Regions from separate parts of the Homo sapiens genome. Here region 2 is linked to region 1. The links are chromatin loops, found by intact Hi-C in ENCODE. Cell type or tissue: chondrocyte. All regions are shown on one strand.

Region 1 (8,000 bases):
GGTGAAATGTATAATGGTAATAGTACAAAGGCCAATAAGGGAGAAATGGAAGTGTATTTTTATAAGGCTTTTATACCATACATGAAGTGATGTAATGTTACCTCAAGGTGGAGTGCAGTAGGTGTAAGATGAATGTGGTACATTCTAATGCAGCTACTAAAATAATACAGTAAAGAATTATAGCCAATAAGCAAAGCATGGAAATACAATAGAATCATTTAAAACATTTAATCTAATAGAAGGCAGAAAAAGAAGAAGGAACAAAGAATAGATAGGATAAATAGAAAATAAATGGCAAGATAATAGATTTAGATCTAACCATACCAGTAATCACATTAAATGTAAATGGTATAAATACCTCAAATTGAAAGAAAGAGATGCCAAATTGGACAATCTAGTATGCTGCCTACAGGAAACTCACTTCAAATTTAAAGGCTCAAGTAAGTTAAAAGTAAAAGAATAGAAAAAGTTACAGTATGCTAATACTAATAGCAAGGAAGCTTATTGACTATATTAACATTAGAGATAGTAGACTTTGTAGCAGAAAAACCAGGAATTAAGAGGATCATTACAAAATTATAAAGGGGATAAATTCATCAAGAAATCTTAATTATCATAAACATTCATGCACCTAATAAAAGAGCATCAAAATATGCACAGCAAAAACTGATAGATGTGCAAGAAGTAGAAAAACTACAAATATTGTCAGAGATTTTAACACCCTCACTCAACAACTGATAGACCAAGTGGACAAATACTCAGTAAAGATGAACATCATCATGAACAACATGAACATCATCATCCAAGTTGACACTTTTAAAACGATCTACTCAACAATGGTAGAATACACGTTCTTTTCAAGTGCGCACAGAACGCTTACCAAGGAAAACCATATTCTGGCCATAAGAAAAGTCCCAGTAAATTTAAAAGACTTCAAGTCACACAAAATACATAAATACATACACATATATATATACATATATATATACACATATATATATACACATACATATACACATATATATACACATACATATACACATATATATACACATACATATATACATATATATATACACATACATATATACATATATATATACACATACATATATACATATATATATACATATACATATATACATATATATATACATATATATACATATATATATACATATATATATACATATATATATATATATATATATATATATATATTTTTTTTTTTTTGAGACAGAGTCTCTCTCCGTTGCCCAGGCTGGAGAGCAGTGGTGTGCTCTTGGCTCACTGCAACCCCCACCTCCTGGGTTCAAGCAATTTTGCCTCAGCATCCCAAGTAGCTGGGAGTACAGGCGCCCGCAACCACGCCCGGCTAATTTTTGTATTTTTAGTAGAGACAGGGTTTCACCATATCGGCCAGGCTGGGTCTCAAACTCCTGACCTTGTGATCCGCCCTCCTTGGCCTCCCAAAGTGCTGGGATTACAGTTGTGAGCCACCGCACCTGGCCCCTTTTTTTTTTTTTTTTTTTTTTTTTTTTTTTTTTTTTTACAAAATATATTTTTTGGTCATGTGGAATAAAAAGTTGGAAAAATTGGAAATCAATAAAAAAAACTCAGCAAAATCTCTAAGTATTTGGAAACTCAATAACACATGTCTACCCATAAGTCAAAAAAGGAACCAAAAGAAAAATTAGCATTTTGAAGTAAATGAGAATGAAAACACAGCATGTCAAAACTTATGAGATGAGTTAAAGTGGCTTTAGGGGGAAATTTATAGCATTACATTCTTAGAGGGAAAGTTATAGCACTGAACATCAATATTTGAGTAAAATTCTTAAAATATTAGCAAATCCAAATTAACATATATATAAAGGATAATACATCATGAGCAAGTAGGCATTACCCCAGAAATGTAAGATTAACTTGACATTTAAAAATTAATCAATATAATTAAACATATCAGGAGCTACATTACACGATCATCTCAATAGAAGCCTAGTGAGCATTTGACAGACTTCAACATCCATTTCTGATTAAAACTGTCTGCAAACTATAATTAGAAGGTAGCTTCCCCATCATAATGAAAGAAATCTATGGAAAATTTACAGTTAATATATATTTATACTTAAGCAGCTAAAAAGACTTTCTCCTATGATCAGGGCAAGGCACGGGTGAGTGCCTGTTCTCATTGTGTCTACTCGATGTTGTCTGGAGGTGCAGTGCAATGTGCAATTGCTCTTGCAATAAGGCAAGAAAAAGAAATAAAAGGGAACTGGATTGGGAAGGAAAGTGTAAAGGCATTATTTATTTGCAGATGGTATATTGTATATGTAGAAAATTCTATATGATCTACAAAAAAGCTGCTATAATTGAAAAGTGGGCCAGGCACGGTGGATCACACCTGTAATCCCAGCACTTTGGGAGGCCGAGGTGGGCAGATTGCCTGAGCTCAGGAGTTCAAGGCCAGCCTGGGTAACACAGTGAAACCCTATCTCTGCTAAAATACAAAAAAGTAGCTGGGTATGGTGGCATGCACCTGTAATCCTAGATACTGGGGAGGCTGAGGCAGGAGAATCATTGGAACCCAGGAGGCAGAAGTTGCAGTGAGCTGAGATCGCACCACTGCATTCCAGCCTGGGTGACAGAGCAAGACTCTGTCTCAAAAAAAAAAAAAAAAAAGGATATAAAATCTATATACAACATGTATTGAATTTCTGTAATCATAATGAACAAGCAGAAATTGAAATAGAAATATAACTTACAAAGGCATAAAAATGATGTAGACACAAAAGATGTAAAGGACACTGCACTACAACCCACTACTAAGAGAAAGAAGGTCTAAATGAATGGGCCATAGACTGTGCTCTTGGTCTGAAAGTTTCAGTATTATTATGATGTCAATTCTCCCCAAATTGATCTATCAATTCAATGCCATTCCAATAAAAATCTCAGCAGATTTTGAAGAAATTGACATGGCGATTATAAAATTTAAATGGTAGTACAAAGGACCTAGAAGAACCAAAACAACTTAGAAAAAGATCAGTACAGTTGGTAGACTTACATTACCCGACTTTAGAATTACTACAAAGTTATCATAATTAAGACAGTGTGGTATTGGCATAAAGACAGGCAAAAAGATCAATGGAACAGAGTAGAGAGTCCAGAAATGAACTCATAGGCATATGGTTAATTGATTTTTGGCAAAGCTGCAAAAGAAATTCAACGGAGAAAAGATAATCTTTCCAACAAATTATGCTGTAGAAATTGGACATCCATAGGCAGAAAAAGCAAGCCTCAATTAATATTTTGTATCATCTATAAAATTAACTCAAAAAAGGTAATAGAATTAGCTGTAACACCTAAAACTGCTAAAATTCAGGAAGACAACATAGGAGAAAATCTTTGTTATCTTGGGTGAGGTAAATAATTCCTAGATATGACACAAGTATGATCTATAAATAAAAAAAGATTATAAATTGTACTTTATCAAAATCAAGAATTTCTTCTCTTCAAATGATGCTAAGAGAATGAAAATGTATGTATATCCCAGAATGGGCAAAAATACTTGAAAGTCACATATCTGATACAGGACTTGTATCCAGAATATACCAGAACTCTTCAAACTCAAGAAGAAAAACATGCAACCACTTTTTTTTTTTTTTTTTTTTTTTTTTTTTTTTTGAGGCAGAGTCTCCCTCAGTGGCCCAGGCTGGAGTGCAGAGGCTCGATCTCGGCTCACTGCAAGCTCCGCCTCCTGGGTTCACGCCATTCTCCTGCCTCAGCCTCCCGAGTAGCTGGGATTACAGGCCGCCGCCACCGCGCCCAGCTACTTTTTTTGCATGTTTTTAGTAGAGACGGGGTTTCACCGTGTTAGCCAGGATGGTCACGATTTCCTCACCTCGTGATCCGCCCGCCTCGGCCTCCCAAAGTGCTGGGATTACAGGCGTGAGCCACCGCGCCCGGCCCATGCAACCACATTTTTAAAATGCATAATTTCCTTCTTTTTTAATTTTTGAAATGGGGTCTTGCTCTGTCACCCAGGCTGGAGTGCAGTGGTGTGATCATAGCTCACTACAGTCTCGACCTCCTGAGCTCAAACCATCCTCCTGCTTCAGCCTCCTGAGTAACCGGGACTACGGGCACGTGCCACCATGCTTGGTTAATTTTTATTTTTTAATTTTTTGTAGAGATGGGGTCTTACTATGTTGCCTAGGCTGGTTTCAAACTCCTGGTCTCAAGACGACCTTGGCCTCCCACGGCGCCGGGATTACAGGTGTGAGCCAACATGCCTTGCCCAAAATGCGTAATTGTCTTTTTATTTGTATTTGTTCATTCGATACATATTTATTGGTCACCTGTGCCAAACCCTTTCTAGACGCTCAGTGATTCTTGGTAAACCAAGCAAGAGGTCCCTGTCCTCTGGGACTTGTTTGTGGGGCACACAGATATTTGCTGTCCAGCTGAAATATGTGCTATGGGGTAGGGCGCCTGACTGTCTAATGCACCTCCGCATCCCCGGCACGCAGGACCCGGCCGGGCTGCCGCCTCTCAGAATCGCTGTGCAATTGGCGATTGCGACATTCATGGAATAAATTCCCCTTCGCGACACATGGGGACGCTCACGCTCCACGCTGTGGCCACACTCTTACGCGCCTTTGTTCAAATGGTCCGCGGTAATCACCCCTCCAGCTCACCTTCTCAAAAAGGGGACGTGGATGAGGCTCTCATGATTAATGATCGCAGTACGGATTTGTAACTTATTACGGAAGAAAAGCCACATCAAGCAGGTGTCGTTTGGAACAAGAGAGATTCGGCTGCCTAAGCAGTACCAAAGGACGGTGTCCTTTTCTGGGTCACATTTTAATTTTCTTTTCAGGTCTTGCAGAACAGCGATTAGTTCATTGCTAATGAAATCCTTAAGTGCTTCAGAGCATTACAACTTAGGGGAGGAAAGACTGGTGTGTCTTCTGAGACGCCCTGAGCAGCACAGACGACTAGAAATGCGTTTACGCTCGGCTGCTTGGGCTGATTGCCTTTGCAAAGAGGCACATGAAACCGCAGATATCTGCATGCACAGCCAGCAAAGGAATCGTAGAAATAACAACGTTATTGGGAAGTCATATTTTAAGCCGAGGCAGACGCTGTGCCACTGAATACCTAGGGTAGTTCAGATGCACCTAATATCCAGGTTTTTAGGGGAACTAATACGTGTGTGTGGAGCTGTGTCTTGAAATAATTCAATGTTCTAAGCCTCAGTGAAATCGTGTCTCTGGAAGGTCAATCATTGAAGGTATAACGTAAACACTCAAGAAAACAGGGAGACTTTGTGGCAGCTCTTAACGTCGTGACGCCAGCTGCAGTAGCTCTGTCAATTGTGGGGGCATCAGATAAATCAATTTAAGCTGGAAAAGTCCTTTGAGGTATCCAGGTGGTTCGTAAGGCCACATAAGTCTGTCAAATATCATCGCTTTAGAGATTTCTGAGATTTCAGAGGATATCAGGTCTTGATGCTTGGAAAGAGGCAATCGGCAAGATTTTAGCAAAGGGACTCTGAGACAAAAGCCACAGGTTTTTGTTCGTCCATGCATGCTTTCCTCAGTTTCACTGTGCAGCACCTCTCAAACTTTCATGAGAAATTTGGGGTGCCCTGGCACTCTGTGTTTTTCTAACCGGCTCCCGGCCGACACTGAGGCTAGTGGTTCTTGAACCACGCGTCGGTATTAGGGTGCTGTGCAGTACGTAGCTCGAGGAAGGCACTTCCACAGAAGGCAGTAGCCTACCTCCACCCTGTTTACCACCTGCAGGATTCATCTCATCTCTTCACTCAAGAAAATTGGGCAGCCCTGTGCGGGAGGCCTGACTTGCACTAGCGGCTGGAGACAAAGGGTGAGTCAGACTCAGCTTGGTACCTCTCCTGTTGAGGCTTATTATTTTAGTTTGGGAGACAAGCACAGAGACTGGTAATTCCTAACTTTTAAATGCTGTCAGCGAGGAAGCGCAGCGGGCAGCTGTGAACGTGTCTAACGGGGGCTGTGAGCTTCAGAAGTCGGGGAAGTGCTGAGGTTCAAGGAAGAACCGGGGTTCATTGGCCAAGAGAGCCACAGGTGGGGTGGGGTGGATCATATTCCAGGGAAAGGGGGCGTGTGTGCAAAGCCTCTGAGGCAGGAGGGATGCGGGCTTTTGGAGGACCCGGCTGGTCTGTGTGGTTGGAACATGGTGGGCACACGCTGGGTGAGCGTGGAGTATCTGGAGGTGAGGCTAGCGTTGGTGGGATCCTGGTAATCCCGCTAGGACACCGGGTCATCCTCCGTCATTAGATGATGGTAAAGATAGTGGATATCAGGGGAAAGTGGGGACTGACGGCTCCCCTTTTCACGATAAGGGTGGCGTGTTTCCATTTGACGAACGGACCCCCTTACTAAGTACCTGTTAGCGCAGGTGACACCCACCTGCTCCGCGAGCTCAGTAGACACCCATCTCCACGAGGGGGGCAGCAGAGCAGAACGCTGAGGCTCGGAGTCTGAACCTTGAGAAAGATTTCGTCGTGGAATTCTAGAATTGATAGTTCTGCATCTAGACATATTCTAGACATCTAGACATATTCTAGATGTCTCGATAGAAGCTGTGCGCTAACAGCGGCCCACACGCGCCTGCTCACTTCAGGGGTCCTGTTTCAGTTCCTTCAGGGTGGCTGGTGTCTAGGCGAGAACGGCATCTGGAGAGGGAAAGGTCACCCCTCCCTGACCCGCGTTGCACTCGTCAGGAACGTGGCACAACCTCCCAGTATTAATTCCCACCGCGCCCTGTGGCGGGGCCCTGGCAGACATGTAGATTTGCCAGACGGCCAACGTGATTGCATCCTTCATTAGCTATGAGGTGGTGCAGGAGGAGCCGTCGACTCCAGGGGTGGCAGGTGGTTTGGGGGCCAGGTGGCCAAGTTTATGGAGTGCCTATGGTTTCACCCCACCTTGCAGGCATCGGGCTGGCGGCCCTCGCCTCTGTGAGCCTCACAGGCTTTCTGCACTCAGAGAAGGGAGCTGGTGGCAAACAGGCCTTGAAGAAGGGGAGAAAGTAGCTGTCAGGTGCGGCTACTCAATGCTGCCATCAGCTTAGAATTGTAAAGGGAACTGTTTGAACCAGGGCACGAGAAGAGTGGTTTTCTTTTATTTTCTTTTGTTTGTTTTGGTTGAGGCTAAGATTTCCCCATGACCTCAGAGCATCGAGGGCCAGCCCATTTCCAAAGGGTCTGCCGGTCTAACGTCTCTGTTGCTCATACTTAGCACCTAAAACTCATGTTCCTCCATGTCAAAATCATATTTCTCTATTTGAAATCATATTCCCTCATGTTGAAATCATATTCCCCCATGTTGAAATCATATTCCCCCATGTTTAAATCATATTTCCCCATGTTTAAATATTTCCTCATGTTGAAGTTATATTTCTCCATGTTGAAATCATATTCCCTCATGTTGAAATCTACTTCCCCATGTTGAAATCATATTTCCCCATATTTAAATCATATTCCCTTATGCTGAAATCATATTCCATGATGAAATCATACTTCCCCATGTTTAAATCATATTTCCTCACGTTGAAATCACATTCCCTCATGTTGAAATCATATTTCCCTATGTTTAAATCATATTTCTCCATGTTGAAATCATATTTCCCCATGTTGAAATCATATTCCCCCAGGTTGAAGTCATATTTCCCCATGTTTAAATCATATTCCCTCATGTTGAAATCATATTTCCCCATGTTTAAATCATATTCCCTCATGCTGAAATCATATTCCATGATGAAATCATACTTCCCCATGTTTAAATCATATTTCCTCACATTGAAATCACATTCCCTCATGTTGAAATCATATTTCCCTATGTTTAAATCATATTTCCCCATGTTGAAATCATATTTCCCCATGTTGAAATCATATTTCCCCATGTTGAAATCATATTCCCCCATGTTGAAGTCATATTTCCCTATGTTGAAATCAT
Region 2 (8,000 bases), 930 kb after region 1:
CTGGCCTCCCAAAGTGCTGGGGTTACAAGTGTGAGCCACCACACCCAGCCAACCCTATTTCCAAACCAGGTCATATTCTAAGGTTCCGGATGGACGTGAATTTGGCGGGACACTATGTGACCCACTCACCTTCTGCTGTCCCCCGGAGTCAAAACTATCTCAGATGGGCCCTGGCTAGTGTGAGGGCTGGTGAACCGAGAGAGCCCCTTCAGTGGGGAGCAGGGGGATGGGGCAGACGGGACGCACCGTTGAGGGCCCTGGGGCTGATGGCTCCACGCGGGAGCTGACGTTTGCCTGTGGCCTGGGGGTCTCAGCCTGCCTGGGCTCTCATTTCCCTCCCTCCGTCATCTATCCCAGTGAACTACTGGAACCGCCGTGAGTGCATCGGATGACTCCTGGCGTGGGGAGGAAGGCGGAAGATGGGGGAGACCCTCATAGGGGCACCCCCGGGCTGAGGAGGGGCGTTCAGGGAACCTCGGCCTGGGGCACGTGGCCTGTTCTCCGTGACTCACTCTGGGCTGACCCCTGCCTGCAGGGTCCGGACGTTCCCACGGGACTCACCACTGGGGCACGACACGGTGCGTGCACTCATGTACTACGCCCTCAAGGTCTGGAGCGACATTGCGCCCCTGAACTTCCACGAGGTGGCGGGCAGCGCCGCCGACATCCAGATCGACTTCTCCAAGGCCGACCATAACGACGGCTACCCCTTCGACGGCCCCGGCGGCACCGTGGCCCACGCCTTCTTCCCCGGCCACCACCACACCGCCGGGGACACCCACTTTGACGATGACGAGGCCTGGACCTTCCGCTCCTCGGGTGCGTCTGGGGCAGCCCTCAGGGCAGAGTCAGGAGCCCCAGCGGCCTGTGAGGCTGAGGAGCAGCCATGGCCCCCCCATCCCCAACCCTGCGGCTGAAAACACACGCGGCTGCTCCTGAGCACGGCTGGGCATTTCCCACTAGGCCGATCTCACAGCATCTGTGCTCGGCCCGGCTGACCTCGCTGGGTGCTGGCCTGTCGGGCAGGGACACCGCTGGCTGAGCCGAGCTTGTCCTCATCACGTTCTCAGCACCTGACAGAGCAGGAGGCCTGCGAGGCCTCTGTGGCCCCGGCTCAGTGTCACTCCCGCTAAGTCCCGTTGTCTGCAGAAGTCTCAGCTCTGCAGAGGCTGTTCTGACCTCTGGACTGTAGCCTTGGGAACCATGCAGTCCTGGGAGCCCAGGCCCGTCTTGTGGGGCCAGGGGTCAGTGCCCACAGCATTGGGCCTCAGGTCATCCGACCGACACCTGGCCCCATGTAACCCAGGCCCCAGGCACAAGGTGTTATCTGTGTGGCCTTATGCAGAAAAGGTTATCAGCCGCTCCATGAATGGTACAAAGACCCCAGGCCTGGGAAGCCCAGCAGGCCCCACAGAGCCCCCAGGGGAATCGCGTTAATTCCCAGTAACCCTGCAGAATCCCTCTGGCGCAGCCGGCATCGAGGCATCCCCATGGTCACCCCAGAGCATGGTGGGGGCCTGCTGGTCCCTCCCCGCGGGGACAGGGCCCTTCTTGCCCTTAGTTCACATGGCTCCCTGTGTCCCCAGATGCCCACGGGATGGACCTGTTTGCAGTGGCTGTCCACGAGTTTGGCCACGCCATTGGGTTAAGCCATGTGGCCGCTGCACACTCCATCATGCGGCCGTACTACCAGGGCCCGGTGGGTGACCCGCTGCGCTACGGGCTCCCCTACGAGGACAAGGTGCGCGTCTGGCAGCTGTACGGTGAGTGTCTCCCCGAAGCCAGACACAGGGCCCCTGGAAGAGGGGTCAGAAACCCCAGGCACCCCTGAGCAGAGCCCCCCCGGGAGGGTTTGCTCTCCCCGCTGTTCCCTCCACGGATGGTGCCGTGCCAGCTGGGACGCTCTGGCCTGTCCACAGAGCCCACCCCTGACGTCCCCAGAGCCCCTAGATCAGAATTCCACCTCTGCGCCCCAGACACTGGTGGAGTTACGACAGGCAGGGTTGATGGCGTCCCAGGCCTGTGCAAATCACATTGCACGTCTTAAATCATCTGATCTTTGTGGCCATATAAGGTAGGACTACTGTCCCCACTTTACAGATGAGAAAACTGAGGCACCCAGAGGTATGTAGATTGCCTGGGAAACCCAAGAGTAGCCAAGTCAGGCACCAGGGACCCCTCTGCTGGGTTCACATCAGGAAGTGAGGCAGAGCCCCTGTCCTGGGAGCTGGTGCCCCGGGGAGACAGCACACGTGCATCAGAGGCCGACGCGGTCACCTCACTTATACCCAGCCCCAGCTGCCCTCCACACCGCCCACCACACCCTGCAGTAGTGCTGCCCCTGCCGCCCGGACCCTCCCGGCCTCAGCATCGTCCTTGCCGCTTCACATGCTCTGACATCCATGCATCGTTTCCACTGTAGTAAAATTCACATCCCATGCAATTCACTTTTTTGGCCGGATGCAGTGGCTCATACCTGTAATCCCGGCACTTTGGGAGGCTGAGGCGGGTGGATCACTTGAGGTCAGGAGTTTGAGACCAGCCTGGCCAACATGGTGAAACCCTGTCTCTACTAAAAATACAAAATTAGCCGGATATGGTAGCAGGTGCCTGTAATCCCAGCTACTCAGGAGGCTGAGGCAGGAGAATCACTTGAACCCGGGAGGCAGAGGTTGCAGTGAGCTGAGATCGCACCACTGCACTCCAGCCTGGGTGGCAGAGTGAGACTGCCTCAAAAAAAAAAAAAGAAAGAAATTCACAATTTCAAGGTGTGTACTTCTATGCGTTCAGGACATTCACAAGGTTGTGTGGATGCCACCTCTATCTGGTTCCAGAACTTTTTCATCACCCACTACCACCGAAGGAGACCCGACGCCCATCCCATCCCCCCAGCCCCTGGCAACCCCTGACCTCCTTTCTTCATAGATGGGCCTCTAATGCAGCCATGCAACCTTTTGTGTCTGGCTCTTTTTTTTTGAGATGGAGTCTCACTCTGTCACCCAGGCTGGAGCGCAGTGGCGCGATCTCGGCTCGCTGCGACCTCAGCCTTCCGAGTAGCTGGGACTACAGGTGACCGCCACCACGCCCGGCTAATTTTTTGTATTTTTTTTTTAGTAGAGACGGGGTTTCACTGTTAGCCAGGATGGTCTCGATCTTCTGACCTCGTGATCCACCCACCTCGGCCTCCCAAAGTGCTGGGATTATAGGCGTGAGCCACCGCACCTGGCCTCTTTTTTTTTTTTTTTTTTTTTTTTAGAGATGGGGGTCTCACTATGTGGCCCAGGCTTGTCTCAAAACTCCTGGGCTCAAGTGATCCTCCTGACTCAGCCTCCTGAACAGCTGGGACTACAGGCATGCACTATCACACCTGGCTAATTTTTAGATTTTTTTGTAGAAATGGGGTCTCACCATGTTGCCCAGGCTGGTCTCAAACTCCTGGGCTCAAGCAATTCTCTTGCCCTGGCCTCTGAAAGTGCTGGGAATACAGGCACGAACCACTGTGCCCGGCCCGGCTTCTTCCACTGAGCATAGCGTGTTCCAGGTTCACCCCATGGTAGCATGGATTTGACCTGGATTTATTCTCATGGCTGAATAGTTTTGTCATCATGCAGCCTATAGCAGGCACTGGGTTGTCACCCCTGTTGGCTGCGGTGAACAGTGCTGTGAAGGCTGGTGTACGAGCTCCTGTGGGAACGCCTGTCTTCAGCTCTTTAGGGTGTACCCCGGGGTGGAATTGCAGGGCAGTGCTCACACACTGAGTGTTTAACTCGGCGAGGGGTCTGACTCCCACCTCGACGTCAGCTCTGGGGGCAGCAGTCTCGCTGATCGCAGCTGCGCCCCCACAGAGCCTGTCTGCTGAGTGGCCTCGGTTTCATCCCTGGGATTCAGAAGGGCTGGTGGGATGTGGGGGGAGGCGGGCGTCGGGGGTTTGAGGCCGTCCTCCTCCTTGTCTCCCGCAGGTGTGCGGGAGTCTGTGTCTCCCACGGCGCAGCCCGAGGAGCCTCCCCTGCTGCCGGAGCCCCCAGACAACCGGTCCAGCGCCCCGTAAGCCCTGGGCCCACGGTCACCACCCGCTGGGGTCTGTCTGTCCTCATCCCTGTCCCACGCAACATTTGCCCCAAATCGTGGCTCAGAGTCCTGGGAAACGCACAGCTGTGTGGCCGACTGAGCCCCCAGTGACATTTTGTCTTTTCTTAAACCCCATCTAATACCGGCCCTCCCCTGCCAGGGGTCCTGCACAGAAATGAGAACTTCAGACAAGGTTTCCTCTCCCCCTCGTCCCTGTCAGCTACTGCCATGTGACAAGCAGCCCAGCTTGAGGAATGTTTCATCAAGCTCATGGATTCCCAGCATCAGGAAGTCAGGCAGGGCCTGCGAGTGTCTGGCCTGTGCCCCCAGCGGGAGGGATGTTCACTGCCGGGGCCCACATCTGGTGCCAGGGCTGGGCCCAACTGGGACGGCCACTGGGGCTGCTCCACGAGGCATGACCCTCCCACAGCAACTGGATTCCCAGTGAAGTTGTCTTGAGAGCTGGTATTGCCAGAGGCCGGTAGAAGCTGTGACCTTGTGCCACCCAGCCCCAGATGTCACAGGACCGTACGTGTAACCCTCCCGGTTAAAGCTGCGAAGGAGCCACGCTCTGTGTCGAGTCGTCTCTCGGTGGACATGCACCTTGTCCCTGACCTTCTGTCGCTACAGCCACGTCGCTGTGAACACGCTTCTTGTAGGACCGAATTCTAGGCCCGGGCTTGGGGTCCCGTGGCGTGGGGTCCCGTGGCGTGGGTGTTTGGCACCCAGCCAGGCCCAGGGTGCTACACCAGTCTCCACCCCTGAGCTCCTGCCCTCCCCGCAGCTCCCTGGCGCTCTGTATGCTCAGAGCGTAGATCTCGGCCCCCGCCCGCTGAAGCGGTGGACAGGCACCCCCGTTTTAATTTGCCTTTAGCAGACCTCTAGGCAAGGATAGGGGCTCCACACAAGGATGCCTGTCCCATGCCGCTCAGGTCAGGGGCTCTGCCGCAGGATGCCCTGTCCCGCGCTGCCCAGGCCCCGCCTCCCAGCCCACCTGGCTCTCTCCCTGCAGGCCCAGGAAGGACGTGCCCCACAGATGCAGCACTCACTTTGACGCGGTGGCCCAGATCCGGGGTGAAGCTTTCTTCTTCAAAGGTACCTCCAGGGTTCCCGTGGCGGTTGGCTGAGGGCCATGGCCCACTCTGGGTGCAGACCGTCTCTGCAGCCCGGCCCTCCCCTCTGTGCCCCCAGGCAAGTACTTCTGGCGGCTGACGCGGGACCGGCACCTGGTGTCCCTGCAGCCGGCACAGATGCACCGCTTCTGGCGGGGCCTGCCGCTGCACCTGGACAGCGTGGACGCCGTGTACGAGCGCACCAGCGACCACAAGATCGTCTTCTTTAAAGGTGGGTGGGCCTCCCCGTCGCACTCCGGGCTTCCCGGGCCCTCTGTCCGCCTCATGGAGGGACGGAGAGGGTCCAGCCTGCGTGTAAGCCCTACGTCTGCCCAGAGGCTGGTCGAGCACAGAGCAGCTGGTTTGCTTGTGCACTCAGCAGATGCACTCTGAGCACCTACTGTATGCCCCGTCCTGAGGCAGCCGCTGTAGGCACACAGAGGGCAAAACGATGGAAAGCCCTGCCCTCGTTCTAGTCAGGCCACAGTCCACCCGCAAGTCAGGAGGAGCTGATGCCAGTGCCGTTCGGTGTGGTCAGAAATGAAGGACAATGGGGAGAGGTCTCCTTAGGGAGATGCTGTACAAGCAGAAACTAGGGAACAGTGTTCCAGCCCGGGGAACGGCCGTGCGAGGCAGGAGCAGCCCTGCCGAGTCCCAAAAACATCAAAGGGGCTGCAGCTGGAGTACCAGGGGCCTGGAGGAGGCTCGGGACAGAAGCGTGAGGGGCCGTGGCTGCTAGGGCCGGCCTGCCTCTCCCTGGTCGGCCCCGGTGCCCACCGTTCCAGGAACCACCTCGTGGCAGTGTTACAGGAAGCACTCCTTTTGCCTCCAAGTCTCCGGGAAGGGCAGGAAAGGGAGACAGTAGCAGGGGCAGGTGGGGGTGGCAGGGCTGCAGGACAGAGACCCCCATGCTGGGCTGAAACACCCGGAGTTTCCCTCACAGTCTGGAGGCCACGAGTCCGAAATCAAGGGCTAGGCAGGGTGGGTCCCCTCTGGAGGCTGTCCCAGGCCTCTCCCACATCCAGTGTCACCCTCAGCCACATCCCTCCTGCCACCGCCTCTGTCTCCACCCGGCCGTCTCCTCCCCCATCTCCGCATCTTCTCTTATAAGGAAGCCGGGCCTTGATTCAGGTCCCCTAGTCCTGTTTGTTTTTTGTTTTTTGTTTTTTGTTTTTCTGAGACAAAGTCTCACTCTGTTGCCCAGGCTGGAATGCAATGGTGTGATCTCAGCTCACTGCAACCTTCACCTCCCAGGTTGCAATTCTCCTGCCTCAGCCTCCCTAGTAGCTGGGATTACAAGGTGCCCGCCACCACTCCTGGCTAATTTTTGTATTTTTAGTGGAGACAGGGTTTCACCACGTTGGCCAGGCTGGTCTCGAACTCCTGACTTCAGGTGATCCACCCGCCTTGGTGTCCCAAAGTGCCAAGATTACAGATGTGAGCCACTGCACCCGGCCTGCCTAATCCCATCTTAACTCATCTTAACTAACACATCTGCAAAGACCCTCTTTCCAAGTAAGGTCACGTCCTGAGATTCTGGGTGGATGTGAGTTTGGAGGACGTCATTCAATCCAATGTGGCAGCCACTCCCACAGTCACGGGCGGGACCCCGTTTCCTTGCCGAGGTAAAGGGTGTTCTGCGTGTCTGTCAGGGGAACCACTTCCTGTAACTCCATCGCCTGCCCGGCCCTCAGCATTTGACTCCGTCACCCCCATCACCTGGGAGCCCTCCGGTGACTGTTCCCGGAGGCCTGATCCCTCCTGAAGGGACAGAGGCTGCAGCTACCTGGGAGGCTGAGGCAGGAGGACCACCTGAGCCAGAAGGTCAAGGCTGCACTGCACCATGATCGTGCACTGCACTCCAGCCTGGGCGACAGAGCAAGACCTTGTCTAAAAAAAAAAAAAAACCAAAATGTCACGCGCAGTGGCTCACGCCTGCAATCCCAGCATTTTGGGAGGCCGAGGCGGGCAGATTACAAGGTCAGGAAATCGAGACCATCCTGGTTAACACGGTGAAACCCCGTCTCTACTACAAAATACAAAAAATTTGCCGGGCGTGGTGGCGGGCACCTGTTGTTCCAGCTACTCGGGAGGCTGAGGCAGGAGAATGGCGTGAACCTGGGAGGCGGAGTTTGCAGTGAGGTGAGATCACACCACTGGACTCCAGCCTGGGTGACAGAGCGAGACTCCGTCTCAAAAAAAAAAAAAAAAAATCCCCAAAGACAGTACCTGGACTAAAAAAGAAAAAAGAAAATTACTTGCAAACCTCATGACCAATTGCTCCTAACCTCCCCTAGGCCACCTTGCCAAAGGCCCCAGGGTGCCCTGTAGAGCCTCCCCGAGCAGGATCCCATCACGTGCGGCTCCCCTGCCTTGCACACATTAGAAGTGTTCAGGCCGCTTCCCCCAGGTGGACCCGTCTGGCATCTCCTCCAGATCAGGTTCTGGTTTTGCACATCTGGCAGGAATGCCACCGAGGGCAGGTGTTCTGAGCCCCGAGCCGCCCTGCCTGGTGATGTTCGCTGTGGTCACCTGGATGAGGTGTGTCTGCAGGTTTCGCTACCATAAAGCCCCATTTCTGGGTGTGAGGGGTTGGTCACCTGCCAGGAGAGACTTGAGAACATGTGGGTCTCTTGCCACAGGCCGTCTCACCCCTGCTCCCCCTCTGTCCCCTGTGTCGCCTGCCCCTGCCTGGTTCCCTACCAGGCGCATCTGTCCTGGTTCCTGCTCAGCCATAGCAGGGCAGGGCCCATTGGTCCTCCCATCATCTCCTTAATCCCTCCCCCTATTTACAGACATCACAGCCCTTTCCAGTCTCCA

The links. Peaks named below come from ENCODE experiments on the same cell type or tissue, not always from the same donor. Only the 100,000 strongest peaks of a DNase experiment are listed, where the experiment ranks them.
Region 2: a loop joins it to region 1, with 5 times the contacts of the local background. A loop is called at or near these places in 15 of 110 quality-filtered maps.

What each region holds. Positions count from the first base shown.
Region 1 is chr12:130,911,754-130,919,753 of GRCh38, forward strand. No RefSeq gene overlaps it. Among named protein-coding and RNA genes, the nearest start is that of ADGRD1, 38 kb to the right of the region's middle. In chondrocyte, a CTCF peak has its summit at 4,624; no DNase peak of the experiment used is centred here.
Region 2 is chr12:131,840,038-131,848,037 of GRCh38, forward strand. MMP17 (matrix metallopeptidase 17) reads left to right here. Exons shown (of 10, transcript NM_016155.7): 4 at 536-819; 5 at 1,587-1,763; 6 at 3,960-4,044; 7 at 5,081-5,163; 8 at 5,260-5,412. Among named protein-coding and RNA genes, the nearest start is that of MMP17, 16 kb to the left of the region's middle. In chondrocyte, no CTCF peak of the experiment used is centred here; DNase peaks (open chromatin) are centred at 283, 578, 1,614, 4,045 and 1 weaker place.